Regions from separate parts of the Homo sapiens genome. Here region 2 is linked to region 1. Evidence: chromatin contacts called from ENCODE POLR2A ChIA-PET data. All regions are on one chromosome and are shown on one strand. The core of a region is the stretch at or near the end of the contact, and the rest is flanking DNA. Distances in the headings are between cores, read along the strand shown.

Evidence for each region. ChIA-PET counts read pairs that join two places held with the same protein, here RNA polymerase II (POLR2A).
Region 2: POLR2A ChIA-PET joins it to region 1 with 7 read pairs in IMR-90. The contact joins the promoter of BACH1 here to the promoter of ADAMTS5 in region 1. POLR2A ChIA-PET finds 5 or more read pairs at or near these places in 2 of 52 experiments (BJ and IMR-90).

Annotation. Positions count from the first base shown.
Region 1 is chr21:26,964,565-26,971,977 of GRCh38, forward strand. It overlaps ADAMTS5 (ADAM metallopeptidase with thrombospondin type 1 motif 5), which reads right to left and starts at 2,524. Exons shown (of 8, transcript NM_007038.5): 1 at 724-2,524. The coding sequence starts at 1,827. It overlaps LOC124905050, which reads right to left. Exons shown (of 3, transcript XM_047441063.1): 1 at 7,356-7,413; 2 at 2,880-3,406; 3 at 2,092-2,520. The coding sequence ends at 2,092.
Region 2 is chr21:29,296,361-29,303,773 of GRCh38, forward strand. It overlaps BACH1 (BTB domain and CNC homolog 1), which reads left to right and starts at 2,562. Exons shown (of 5, transcript NM_001186.4): 1 at 2,562-2,593. LOC105369299 (a long non-coding RNA gene) reads right to left here and starts at 2,376. Exons shown (of 2, transcript XR_937652.3): 1 at 246-2,376. RefSeq lists silencers at 2,087-2,996, 5,948-6,242 and an enhancer at 4,227-4,336.

The DNA.
Region 1 (7,413 bases), core at 1,274-3,773:
TGGGCAGTGCTTGCGACGCACTGGTCGACTAAGCAAAGGAGTTGTTAAGGAACCTCACAAGTTTGTCCTCTCATCTGATTGGGTCTCTGTACCCTGCTGGCCCGCCCACATTCCTTCCTTCCCAGGAACTGAGATTCCAAGGTGGACATGTAAGAACTCCATTAGGAATCCAACCTGGAAAAAGAGTCCTTGAGAAAGTTTTCTCATCCTCTGTGTAACAGAAGGGATTCTAGTAAAAAGGTGTGGACACTTACAAAAGAAGGTCATCGGATAACAGTGAGTACCGTGAGTGAACCATCCAGCCCTTTCCATTAGGTGGGACAAGGTTATATTTTATTTTCACTGGAAAGAAGAAGACCCATGATCCCAAAGGCAACTTTGTTTTCCTTCCTTTTCCCCATTTAACTGTATCATTTCCCCAAGCATCCTTGTGCCTTCTTATGTTTACGTTCCTATGCCACAACACCTCAGACTAGATGACATGCAGCACTACTGGGTCTTCATCATCACCTAAGCAAGTCTTGGCATTTAAGGCAAAAATTTCTGCGGGGCTAACGTGAATACAGGAGCAGAGTTGAAGGCTGGTTGGATTTCCTGCAAGAAGCAGTTAAACACATCCACAGCTGCAGGAGGTTTGAGGGAGAAGCAAAGCCACCAGCAAGATTCCCTTCTACCTACCTCCTGATATCAGCGCTGGGACCCCCGCATCCCGGCTGGACCTACCTCCCGAGTAAACAGGATAGCTGCATCGTAGTGCTCCTCATGGTCATCTCCCAGCTGGTTGTGTTGGTGCTGCCACTTGCAAAAGTTCTTGAGTGTGGTGGCAGCGTTCTTGCTCACTTCCAGGCTCTTGTCCTTGTCGCCTAGCACCACCACCTTCACCACGGCCAGGCGGATGTGGTTCTCGATGCTAGCATGGCTGTACAGCCTATTGGCGATGGAGGCCAGGGTCAGCAGGTAATGCTGCAGGCCCCGGCCATACAACCGCGCCATGGACGCGTCAGCCACCAGAAGCAGCTCCACCTGGCGGGCCCGGGAGATGGAGCGGCGCCGCCGCCGCCACCACGTCTGCGGTCCTGAGCCCCCAGCGGGCGAGAGAGCGGACTGGTCCAAGAGCTGCGAGGCCAGTGCTGCGCGTCCGCTCGGGTTGCTGTGCGCCGGAGCATGCTCGTGGGCCTCCGGTGTGGACGCGGGGGTTTCGCAGCTGGCGCGCGGCGGCAGGGCCTCGAAGCTGAAGCCCTCGCGGGTGTAGACGTGCAGGATCCGTGCGGACCCATCCCCGTACACGCGCCCCTTTTCTTCCTCCGCCCAGGGTCCGCGCAGCAGTGGCTTTAGGGTGTAGCGCGCGTGCTTGACCGCGAAGAAGCCGTCGAGACCCCCACAGAGGTCAAAGACAGCCAGAGAGCGGGGACTACCGTCCACTGTGCCCCGATAGAAGCAGTGGCTCCGGTGGCGCCAGGGCGCACTCGTCCCGCCTCCTGCGGGCACGAAGCCAGCAATGCCCACCGAACCATCTCGCTCCAGGTCCAAGAGGAACCTCCGGCCGCCCGCGTAGACGAGGTAGCCCACCTTGCCGCCGCCGGAGTAGAGTTGGTCGATGTTCTGCACCAGCCCCTTGCTCCTGCGCCGCTGCGCCAGGGGGTGCGGGTGGCCGGGAGGCTCGGCTCGCTCCTGCACCTCCTCCCCCTGCCGCCGGCGGGGCTGGGCGGCTGCTGCAGCAGTCGGAGGCTGCCCGGCTTTATCCTGGGCAGGTGTCGCGGCGGGGCCGACCGCGGCCAGGGGCAGGCGGAACGCGCACAGCAGCAGGGACGCCCACCCGAGCAGCATAGTGCGCTGCCCGCGGGGAGGGGCTGCGCGACTGGGACTTTATGGGTATTTGTTATTTGCTATGAAGTTAACGGGGCGGGGGATGGGGACACACACACACTTGCTTGCAGGATTGAGTCAAGTGTCGGAGGGAGGGGGGCCCGGCAGCAGCGCCAGCCTGTCCGGGCTGCGGTGCCAGCGTGCGAACTTTTCTTTGTTGCTTGGGAAAATGTTTGGATTCGTGCTCCAGAAAGAGGTGGGGTGGGGGGGGGGGGAAAGAAAAGATTAAAAAAAAAAAGTCGGATAGTGGAGATTCAGCAAATACGGGAAAAGGAAAAAAACAAAAACCAAAAAACCACCAAATGCAGGCACGATCGCTGTTTCAAGAAAAGTAAGGAAAGGTACCGCGCACCGGGCTGGCAACTGGTGCGCGCAGCCTCCCGCCCCCGCGCTGCGCTGGACAAGCCGGCTGTGGAGGTTCCAAGCTCCGGGGCCCACTTCCTTTCTTATTTTGTGGGTTTCCTTGGCTCTGCTGGGACCAGGAGGAAGGGAAGAAAGAGAGGGGAAAAAGCCGTAAAAATTAAAACAAAAATGCAGGGGGGCAGCCTGAGGCGAGCTGGTGAAGCGGCGTGTCTGTGTCCCTTCGGCTGCGGTCTCCTCCTGCCCGCCGTCATCCCCAGTCGGCAGCTGCGAGCGCCGAGAGCAGCGCGAGCGCTGTGAAGATGCGAGGAGGTGGAACAATGAATTTATAGCGGCATGCCATCCTGCAATGGCAATTTCAACAGTTCGTCACTGCACGCTGCCTCTTAAAGGGAGAGCTTCCCCCACCACTCCCACCCTTCCCAGTCCGCGCCTAATCAGATGGGGGAGGGCAAAAGAGGAGGGTGATCGAGGAAAGGGAGACGAAGTAGGAGGAAGGGACTGGGACCCGGCGAGGTGGTAGGAGGGGAGAGGGGAAAATAAAAAGTAATGGGGCAAGAAAAACAGATTTCCTTGGCCACTTTTAAAGCCACAGCGGCTCCGGGTCTGTCTGATATTTCACAACCAATTGGGGTTGGCTAACCTTGGCTTACCTCATCTCCTGAACGGGTGTTTTGGTTAAAGTTATTGAGACGTTTCAAGTCTCTCCCTGCCTCCTTCTTGCCTGCTTTTCTCGCCCTCGGTGGGAAGTTCCTGCCGCAAGTTTTTCCCCTTTGCACACCCGTGCGCTCTGGCCTCGCAGACCGTGCAACTCCATCCACCAGCCAGAGCTTTTCAGCTTCCCGTGCGTCCCCTAACCACCGCGTTCCCTTCGCTTCCTCCCCTCCGTCCCGGCACCCGGTTTCCTCCCTCCCCATTCTCCAGCCTCTTGATGCTTTGACGCTCGCCGGATTCGGGCTCCGGGTGACTAACTTCTCCCGGCCACCAGCAGAGCGGCTGGACAGCCAGAGAGCCCAGGGCGCTTCCTGGCGCGCTGCGGTACCCCGGGGCGAGAACGCCCGCCGCTTGGGAACTCCGCAGCTTTGTGTGCGAACGGCGGGCTCCCAGCTTTCTCCAGCACGCCTTTCGTCAGGGTCCACAATCTGTCCCTTACTCCCAGCCCACTGGAACTTCCTTTGCTCTAAAAAGGCAGAGCGAGAAAGAGTTAACTCTTAGAGGGAATTCCGCTCATTTTTTTTCCCTGAAAGATTTTAAAATTTTGCGCTCATACTTTTATTTTTTGCTTAAATGATACTTTAATAATAAATTCCTATATCTGTTTTTGTCTCTTCTAAAGCAACCACTTATCGCCATAGGCCTTGACCTACCTTCATTCTCAGAAATTCCTTTTAGAAGAAAAAGAATACTTTTGGCGGAAGGAAGATTGGTGCTTATTAGTACGCGGGTGACATTATCACTGCTACTCGTTTCCTCTGACCTCTTTGTTTCCTCTAATTATCATTCTAAGAAGGGAGAAGGAAAACCCGACGACTTATGGTTAGAAGGTCTACCTTCTACTGTAGGGGTAAGAGCTCCCTCCATGCCCAAATTATTCTTCAGGCTAATTAACTAATGCACCAGTGAAAAATGAATGTGGTGTAATTTGTACATTTCCATCTTTTTCTACGTTTAACTTTGGCTACGCTGGGGATAGCAGGGCGGGTGCCTTAATGGGGCCCCAAGCTGATCGCTTTCTCTGGGAGGGAACCATGAGGGTCCAGAGCTTGATGGAGGTTCTTAGAGTGGCAATAATCCTCTGGAAGGAATTTCAGAATTGCCCGGCAACAATACCCATTGCCGTGTGCCTGGGAACACCCTCTGGAGTCTTGTGAGGGGCAGATGTATCATCTTGTTTTAACTTATAAATAAAGAAATCACTGGGGCCTTAGGGACACCCAACAGCCCCTGATAGATTCTGAAATACATCAGGACCAGGGAGGAAGTTACTATTGCTGAAGGCCATTGCTTTATAATTCCACAATGCCTCAGCCTCTCAGTGGCCAGTTGACCCAGGCCAATGCTAACAGCTGGATGGGTCAGAATAGGAGGTTCCAGCCATTTTCTCTATCCCACCAAGGCCTTTGAGCCTTGCATTAGCCGTTCTCTTTTGTGGTCCTTGCTTTGCACCTACAAATAGCAAACTTTTATCTTTTTAACCAGTTACAGTGAAAAGGAGTCCAATATTTGGCACTAAACACCATTTCTAATACAACCTTGATTCAATAAATTTAACAATTTTGTCATTGTTCATGCCAAAGAATCATTTTAATAGGCATTTTAGGTGACAGTGGTTAAAATTTGTTAATTACAATTATTTTCATTCACAGATAGATTTTGTTATTTAGGATTTCAGGAAATTCCAACAGATTCTCTTTTCTTTGATGGTCTTGAACTCATAACCTCCAGGGATTCTCCCACCTGATGAGACACAGTGACGGCTTGAATTTTCTTCTTAATGAAGCTTTTCTCCTCTTTCACAAACACCGTGCTGAATCCTGAATCTGAATATTATGCCTTTAAGTTTAATTATATAGTGACATTTGTACTCAGTTTATTCAAATATTTAAAAATACATGGGGAGAACAGGATAGACACAGATAAAGTTCCAAACATGAATATCAAGCACAGAATATTTACTAGAGGTATATATTCACAAGGAAATAAATACTAAATCTTATGAATACAATGAATAAATTCTTACATCTCAGAAAATTTCTACTTCGATATAATTTTTTTTTTAGAAAGTAACTTGGACACTTTGGAAACTTCATTTGGTAGTATTTTTAAAACATTACACTAGTGGATTAGGATGAGCTGCTACGTTGTGGAAAAAATTACTATCTGTCACTCTAAGGAAGTAATTTGCACTGGATAAAAGTAGCTGAACTTTTTATTTTTACAGTAGAAAGGAAAAATATATTAGCAATCATGTTTAAGCAGAATAACTGCTACTCATTCAAAGTAACAGTTTTATTTGTGCACATTTAATGAGAAATTTCCACTGAATTTATAGAGTATATGATCACAAATACCATGATAGATGATTTTACATTTCCTAAAAGGAAGAAGGACTTACTACTCCAGAATGTTATAATTTATCTTGGAGATCAGGTAGGGCAACTTTCTCCATCTAACTGTGAAAAGCTGAGACCCAGAGGCCAAAATGGCTTGCCTGTGGATAAAAAAGTCCACTAGTGGCCGAATGTCCTGAAACCTAAATCTCCCAGCTCCTAATTTGGGCTCATTCTACAACACTTCTTACAATGTATCCAGTTTAACAAATATCTATCAAGGTCCTACTGCAAAGTGCTTTATGAGGCTCTCTGGAGGCATGAGAAGATGAACAAGTCATGAGTAATGTCTGGAGGAAACTCACAGTTTAGAGATGGAGCCGTTTGTATAATAGATGCACAGAATACAAACTGGAAAATACAAATATAGAGGGGGAGAAAGCAAGAGAATTACTCCTGCAGGTGCTCTGAGCCCTGTATTTCCAATATAGCTCCACTCCATAATTTGTATACTCTTTTAAGTAGCATTTTCTCAAATTTCCATTTGCTAAAGTGTCATTTCCTACCCCCCACCCCAAACTATGATTTTAATGGTAAGAGTGAGGAAATATCTGACAGTAAAATATTCCCTTCCGGCCAAACACCTGCTCCTTACCTCCCATGTAGAAGAATTACAGTCTTTCAACTCTGCGTTTTTCTTTCCCACATCAAGATCCCTACCCTAGGCCTGCTGAATTGGAAACCCTTTTAGTATCGGCACCCTTGGTGGTAGCAGGGTGTGTGGATTCTATGGGTAAGATCTCCACTACTAAGCTCCACTACTGCGTGGGACCATGAATGAATGCCTTAAAGACACTGGGTGAGCTTTTCCCTTTTGTGACACTCGCTTTGCAAATTCTCGTTTTTAGAGGGCTTTGCTTCAAAACCAAAGGTCACACTTTGGGAGTGATTCTAGCTTTGATATGAACTCTTCATTTTTAGAGGGTGAAACTACACTTAAATAGTCCTTCTTCCCTCCTTCCCCAGCTCTTTTTCCCCCCGTCCATCCCCTCTGATATTTACAATGGCAGAACATGGACCCTGATGCACTAATGCATGTGTACCCAATCTCATATGCATTAGTACACACAGCACATGTCAGCATGCATGTGCCACACACGTACTCACTTGAACTCATGTTTCCCTCTAGGCTGCACTGATGGCTTGATAGAAATCCTAATTAGAGCTCAGATAATAGAAGAGGGGATTAAACCAACCATCCTCTGCCTTTACGAAGAAAACTTTCTAGAGACCTGCATTGTAGAGATTCTTTTATTTTGCCCCTCGGGAAACCTTACTGAATGCCTGATAAAACTCGAAACCATCTTCTCTGCTATCTGATTAGGACATATTACAAAACAATCTATCTATTGTGATGGATAACATATGCTTTAGAATCTGTTTTACTTAATATTATAGAAAATATATTTCTAGAAAGCCAGATTTTCATTTTTTATACACAGTAATTTTATACTATATAGAAGTCTTCAAATGAATAATGTACATATGTATTATTTAAGACATACAGGTGTTATCTGTAAAGTAAAACCGACAAGTCATTTTTTATGCTGACCAGCTGTGAAATGTTGTTTTAGCTTTTCTCACACAATTATGCACATATTACTTGCTTTTATGAGTTACTTGAGTTCTATTTTTCCTTATTTTCCAAAAATCATCAAAAATCAAACCTTACTAGAAACACATGGAAAATCAGGAATTTCCAGCAGAAAGTAATTTGAAACATTTGAGGTTTTCTTTCCCTTCCTTCATAATGGCAAATTTCAAGCAAAGTTTTCAAATTACTTAATGAGTAGTAGCTGTAATTGTAGTAGGAGTTGTTTCTCGGTTCTATAATTATGTATATATATTTTTACAGTTAAGATTGTATCTTAACATCACCTTTCTCAAGCTCTAAAATATTATAGTCTTCCTCAAAACTATTTGGTCTCTCCATGTTAAATACATTCTTCTGGTAAATAAGGTAAGAACTGGAAGTAAGTTCACATAAAGCTGATAAATATCAGTTGGTTACAGTCTCACCCCTGGCAAGTAGGGAAATGGAAACTGTAGCTTCTTGATCAATGTAATTATCTCCTAC
Region 2 (7,413 bases), core at 1,312-3,811, 2.3 Mb after region 1:
TAGGTCAGAACATACAGTTGTTTGTGAATATTTACACTGACATACAGGTTTTAAAAGAAATACATTCTAAGTGGTTTTGGTTCAAAGCAAGAGAATACTGAAAACAAAAAGTGCCACATCTTTCACTGAGCATTTTACTGCATTCATTCCTTCATTCAACCTACTATCTGTTTCCACTCCCATTCCTTCTCAATACTAGAATTAGCTTTTAAAAATAACCACATGACTTAGAAACCTCTACTCACTTATTGCAGACCACGGGATGAAGTCCAAACTCCAGGTGCTGTGCATGAGGCCCTTCTCATACTGACTCGGTTTCATTTCATTCTCCAGTTTCATTTTTCGTCCTGTCCCTACTACATGCCATAAGCTTGAAGACCACATGCTTCAGTATTAAAAATGCAGACCCTTAGGTCCTACTCAGATCTACAAAATTAGCATCTTTTGGGGGTGGGACCCAGGAATCTGCATTTTTTTTTTTTTTTTTTTTTTTGAGATAGAGTTTTGCTCTGTCGCCAGGCTGGAGTGCAGTGGCGCGATCTCAGCTCACTGCAACCTCCACCGCCCAGGTTCAAGCGATTCCCCTGTGTCAGCCTCCTGAGCGGCTGGGACTACAGGCGCACACCATCATGCCTGGCTAATTTTTTGTATTTTAGTAGAAACGGGGTTTCACCATGTTGGGGTTTAGTAGAAACGGGGTTTCACCATGTCGATCTCCTGACCTCGTGATCCGCCCGCCTTGGCCTTTGAAAGTGCTGGGATTACAGGCATGAGCCACTGCTCCCGGCCGGAATCTGCATTTTAACAAGCAAACCAAATATTCTTCCCCATAATGAAGCTTGAGAGTCACTCACTTGACTTGATACTCTTAGCACATCTGTATACCTTTGTGAGAACTTCTCAAATAATTAAACCTATCAGGGCATACATCATAATTTTCAGGCTAGAAAATGTCACTGCTATTATCTAAAGAAGCAAGAGTTCCTCCCAAAGAGGAGGGTCTGATCTTCCCCTAGAAAAAACTGCACAGGTGTAGAAAAAACTGCATAGGTGTAGAAAAAAGACACTGCAATTCCACTGGCTCAAGGTGGAAGGAGAATAAAGCCTCGGACACTCCCATGTGTCTGCAAGAACTTCAATCCTTCTTTCATGGTGTATTTCCAAGTGTCCTTTCCTCCTGTTTCACTAAATATCTGCACTCTCACCATGAACTGAGGCAGCCTGGGATGCGAGGTACCTCCTACCTCTGGACCCTATCTAGACTGCTGGGTTCCACTCTTCCCAATCAAGACCCAATGCAAATGTCACCTGCTCCAGGAAGCCTCCCCTAATTCTAGGTCATAATGTATCACTTCACCCCTCGCACTCTCATCCAATTTCACTTGTGTGATTTTCTCATGTATTTTGGATGTAGCTCAAACGTCCCCAAGTCCCACAGCCTGTGGGTGCAAATGCAGTCATGTTAGTCGTAATACCTGAATTATTATCTTGGTATCCTTTTTGCCCCGGGAACTCCAGGGCTGTGTTCTTGTTGCTGGCTCCAAAGCTAACAATAAAATCCCTTCACACAAATCGTCCTTTGGCTTCAGACCTCAAGGTCCGTGTCATCTCCGCAGGAACCCTCGTGGGGTTGGCGTGCCCAGTCCCCTCCGCTGCGCGTGCATCCCGCTCCGCTGACAGCCAGTGCTTTGGTTCTCCAGAGGTGTTAAATGGCTTGGGAACATAATTTCAAAACGGACAGTTGGATAAACACCAGAATAAGCACCAGAAGATGACAGCGGAACCAAGGCTCGAGATGGGCCGGCTGACACCACTGGGCGCTGAACCTGGCTGGAAGCTTCCTGGCAGCGACAGCGAAAAGGGAACACCTGTCGTGGGCGCCCTTGTTTCACTGTCAGTAAGAAGTAGAGCAACTGCTAGACGCGCTCCACAAAACCCTGGACGCACTTCATACACACCCCCACCCCAGCAAGCTCAAGTACCCTGTGAACCTGGACGCCCACCACCCCCAGGGCAGGCAGCGAGGAGCTCTTCAAGGGGTAAAGCGACCCCTGTGGGGCCAGCGCCCGTCCTCTCTCCTGCTGTTCGCGGGCACCCGGGCACGCGGCGACTCGGCTGAATTAGGGCGTCCTGCAGCTCCCGAGGCGAGGAGGCGCTTGGCCTTTCCGTTCCGCCCTCAGAAGGGAGAGGAGAGGTGGTCCTCGAGTGGGAGTCAGTTCAGGATGCGGGCTGTGCCACGCGCGGAGGTCCGGGGACCCCACCGCCGCCTCCTCGAGGCCCGCCCCGCCCCTTACGACCCGTCCCTGCAACCCCCCGCGTGGGCTTCCGGCCGCGGCGACCCCTGCCCCGCGCTATTGCGCGCGCTCGTTCGCTGACAGAGGCTTCGAGGGCGGCAGGGCGGGGCTTCGGCGCCGGGGGCGGGGCCTTCAGCGGGCGGGCGGGGTTTTGGCGCCGCGAGGTGGCGGCAGCAGAGCGGCGCAGAAGGGAGGGGGCGGCTGGCCGCGCGGAAGGAGTGAGTCACCTGACCGCTGCCCTCGCCGCCCGCCGGGCGCTCTCGCTTCAGTCAGTCGGGCCGCGCCGCGCCTCAGCTCTGGTGAGTGGCTCGGCCGTCCCGCCGGCCCTTCTCCGGGAGGGTTGGCGCGGTCAGGGCCGCGGGCCTGTGAGGGGAGGCCGGCGGACAGGTCCAGTGAAGGCGCGGGCGGGCCGGGGGCGGCTCTTTCTGGGCTGGGCGGGGCGCGGGGGGCACGTATCGGGGCCCGCGGGGGGCGCCGGCGGCCGGGATCCTGGAAGTGGCCGCGACGCCGGAAGGGGCGTCCCGTCGGCGGCCGAACCCCCTGCACTGCCGGAGCTGTTGTTTACCCGCGCGCGCCGTACTTTACCCGGGGCGGGCGGGGGCTGGGGGCCGCGGGGTCCCTGCCCCACCCCCCTCCCTGCCCTCGGGCGCCAGCCCGGCCCCTCGCCCGCGGCCCGCCCGGGCTGTGACACATCAGCACCGCCCTCGCGGCTGGGGCCCCGTATTGTCCTCCGCCGCCTCCCACCGCATGCCCAGCCTCGCGTCTACTCAGCCCGGTGGCTGTCGCGCGTGGAATCGCGTAAGAAAAGCCGAGTTTGTGGCTGGGGAGAGAAGGCCACCGTGCTGAGCTGGATTTAGCGAAGACTGGTTTTGGGGACCGGAGAGCCCAGGACTCCCTTTGTTGGAGTTTTGCCCACGCGTTGTAATTAAGCCTCGCACAATATGGTGAGAGTGGGCGTTGATTCTGGAGACACCAGCTTTGTGCTCGTGTAATGTAACACGAGTGCCGTTGCTTTCTCATTCTTACACGGCAGTTTCATGTCATTGAGTAGAATTGTGCGGAATGCTTTTATGGAGTGAGGCTTCTGCGTTAAACTTGTGCTGATTCCAGGTAAAGTGTAGTAGTAATTGTGAAAGAACGTGTATGAGGAAAACGAGCTACAATGTCATGCTTGGAGGAACAAAGAATGTTTTGTAGGATGCTTTGCTTTTTGGAGAATTGTGTAGGGGTAGGGACTGTTACCCATGGATGATGCTATGGGAATTTGATCATGTATTTGAACACCCTTTACATCAGAGGGTCTGCATTGAATGCAGTTCAGAAGGATAAAGGGTGGAAATCCCAGATGTGTTAGTGGCAGAGCACTTGAGCGCTTCACATAGTCAAGCAGAGAAATGGGAAGAGGTCGGCTTGCTTCTTCCTGGTCTTTGGGTAGTGGTGCAAGGGCTGGGCTGGGCTTGAAGGCACTTGCCACTTCTGCCTTTGGACATCTTGAAGAAGCTTAGGGAAGAAAGGCTCCCGGTGAGTCAGCTTGGAGTAGGGTGACTTTGGCGTAGTGATTCTTGTATTGTTGTTTAACCTATGTTTCTGTCAAGTGGTTTACTGTTGTTCGGTATGTTGGTTGGTTAACAAGGTAGGATGACTCTCTAAAAAGTTGGGTTGCTGAGTCATTCGCCCCAGCTTGAGAGGTAATTAGAAACAGCTGGTGCAAATACTCTCATCACATGCCTCCACTATAAAAGGCCAAAGAGCGCTCTAGAGAGGTTGCTTCAGAAGGCTGAAGGGGACCCAGCTGGGGTTGTTTTGATACAGGTTATCAGTGGGTGAAGTGGAAGAGCACTCTTAGGCAGTGGCCAATAGCACTGAGGCGGGTTTAAAGACGGAGCCTCGTGACCTGCTGTCTGAGAATAAATTTGCGCTGGAGAGAGCTAAAACTGGGGAAGAAATTTGCAGCTAGGGGTAACCCAATAAAAAATATTGTAACAAAAATATTTACTACTCTTACTGGACTTAGTTTCCTTTTTGTGGTTTCTGTTACGTGGTCTATAAGTTTCAAGCAGTGAGCTTAATTTGTGCGTCATAAAAATTTGGTTATGAGTACACAGAAGGGACTTGCTCTGTTTCTCATGGCCCTTGGCTTTTCATGCATACACAAGAAGTTTCAGGAGTCAGAGGAGGGTAAGCACCATATGGGTGGAATTAATAGGTCTCATTGGGTTAAGTCTCGAAAGAGCTGTTTAATAAATAGCCAACCGTAAATACCTGTCTCATTGTCTTGATTATATGACACCACTGCCTTTACACCTGGTGTCATTGCTTCTTGCTTTAAAAAGGAGCACACAACCCAAATATTTATATGAGTCCTCATTGCAAACAAAGTTTAGGAATGGGAAATGTAGAGCTGGGAATTTGGCCCTTTGGTGAAAAAAATGATGATTCCTATTAATGGTAGTTCATTTAAAATATTCTGTATTAGGAAAAACGATTTATTTTGTTCCTTTAAGTCTGGGACTAGAGGAGATTAGAAATCATGAATTTTGTAAGTATTAGGGCCTCCAAGGTGGGGTGCAAGGAGGTTCATTTGGAAGGAATATATTAAAACTTTTAAAAACTTTAATATAAGAAAGACATTAAGCTTAAAGATGCAGACTAACAATCGTGTATTCATATTATATAATGCGCGTGCATGTCCTCCACCCCTTTGTTGCTGGGGGAACATAGCCTGTTAACCACTGTCAGTAACATTCTTTCAACAACCGGAATGCTTTTTCTTTTAACTTACGGTTTCCTCCTAAGAGTTCTTTCAGACTGTTAATATTCCATTTAAGTTTTATTTTATAGGTAGTTCTATTGTCTGTATGTTTTACTTTAGAAGCTTGAGTGTAAATTTCTTGTTACATTGTTGATACTGGGGATGGAAATACAAAAAATACAGAATTTCATTTGATAACCTGTATTTTGAATTTGGAGACAAGCCCAGCGGTTGGTTTAATGTATGTGATCTGAAGTGCAGTGATGTGTAAAAGGGTGCAGTGGAAATACTTGAAGATAATCTACACATTGGAGTGTAATATGTATAGCATATGTAAAAATTAGTTTGTACTGTTACTCCTTGAAGTCTGTTTTTTTTTGTTTGTTTTTTGCCAAGCTTATGTTCTCTTAAGATTAATAAGACGACATATTCAGTAAATCCCTTGGGAAGTGGCATTTATTCAGAATATCAACCTCCTACTAGTGCTGGGGGCGGGTGGCGGCGGTGAGGGTGGTTAGTATTTACCATTCAGTTAAATCTCATGTGCCATGTGCCTTCTACACCCCTGTACTGTGAGAGGTGATGCTCAGAATAACAGTTGCAAAGCCCGTTAAAATTACCACTTGTCAGATTTTCTCTTCATAGTGCTGATCTCTCCATGACTTACGTTTTAGGAATCACCACCTCTCTTCTAATTTTCTGACTAATGTTCTGTTAATGAGAGAATTGTCTTAACCCTAAAACCTGCATTCCCTGAGCATTCTAGACAGAGGGTTTATTTTATGTGGTGGAACGATGATTTTTGAGATTGTTTTGATTTAAAATATATGTCAAATGAGGTAATGTACCGATGGCCAAGGTATGGGTAATTTGAGTGCAATTCGCCAGAATCCGTGCCCCTTGGAGGGAGTAAACATTTCAGGACTGCAGCTAAAACATTGACTTACACTCTCCTGAAGCCCAGGCACCTGGCTTACACAGTGCACTAACATAACTGAAGTCTGGGTTTGATCACTGTACAGTTGACAAAGAAGCAGTAAGCAGAATGGTTAAAAAGTAGTTCTGGAGCCAGACTGCTTAAGGTCAGGTTCTGGTTGTGTCACCCACTTTAAAGCCTTGGGCAAGCTCTTCTACCTGGTAACTAGTGCCTCATTGTTTCCTCTGTAAAACAGGGGTGGTGATAGTAGAATCTGTATCAGAGAGGTTGTTGTGAGGATTATATGCGTTAATACGGGGTAAGTGGTTAGAACAGTGCCAGCTTTATAAGAAACATCAAGTGTTAGGTGTTATTATCTGTTGTTCAGAATCAGGGAAGTACTTAGTTACACAGTAGTGTTTTATAGCTGTTGAGAGCTGAATTGCCGGCATTGATCACAAGTGAGACTGGAAAAACAACCCGGGGAACACTCTTATGTTAAGTCAGTAGCACCATCTCAAACATACATCCAACTTCTGAGGGCAACGAACACAGGACATAGCTTTTTACTTAAAGGAATCTTAACAGTCTCAGCGGAGTGCTTGAGGTAGTCACTAACCAGTTAATTGAAACTGGCTTTTACGAAATAAAAACACTTGCCATTCTTTGGCTAGTCTTTTCCACGTTGTAGTTGACATTGTGGCCTGGCAGCTTTAGTAACCTGTCCACCCCTCCCTTCTTGTTAATACCAGAACAGAACTAGTTTCTCAGTACATATTCCTGGGCCCTATCCAGTTTGTTGGAAACATTTAGAATGTAAATTTGTAAGCTAATTAGTTTCTTCTAAGTATTATGTTTTCTTTAGATGATATGCCTGTACTAATACAGAAAAATTATCCATGAAATGGATATGAATACAATGGACATATTTATCGTATAGCTTTTTGTACCTGTTAGTAATTCAGAAAGGTTGTGTTATTTTGACCATTCTTTCAGCCAGATTGTAAGTTTCCTGATGGTGAGAATCTGTGTCTTTCTGTTTTATCTCCTATGGCACTCTGAATGTGCCTTGGCTGTGTTTCTTTAATAAACTGTTGGTTGCTGAACTGGGTGGTATGATATGCGTTCATTCTAGTTCTGTGATTTTGAAACTTGGGAATGTTTAACAGATTGAAGGAGAGAACATCGTGTGTGGTACCTTGTAAGTGTGCACTGAGTTGAAATTCTTTTGATTATTTAGCTTTCTACTTTCTGTTTTTATCATTGGTGTGATTATTGAGAAGGCAGCTGGAATTAAGTAATTCTAGTTCATCTCCTAAGATAGACATAAAACTTGTCTTGTGACTTATTTTTACCCATAATTGGATTAGAATTGAATTGAGCAAAATATAATTTGGTTTTCTAGATGTTAAATGTCTTATATGTCTAATACTTTGAATATCACTCCTCTA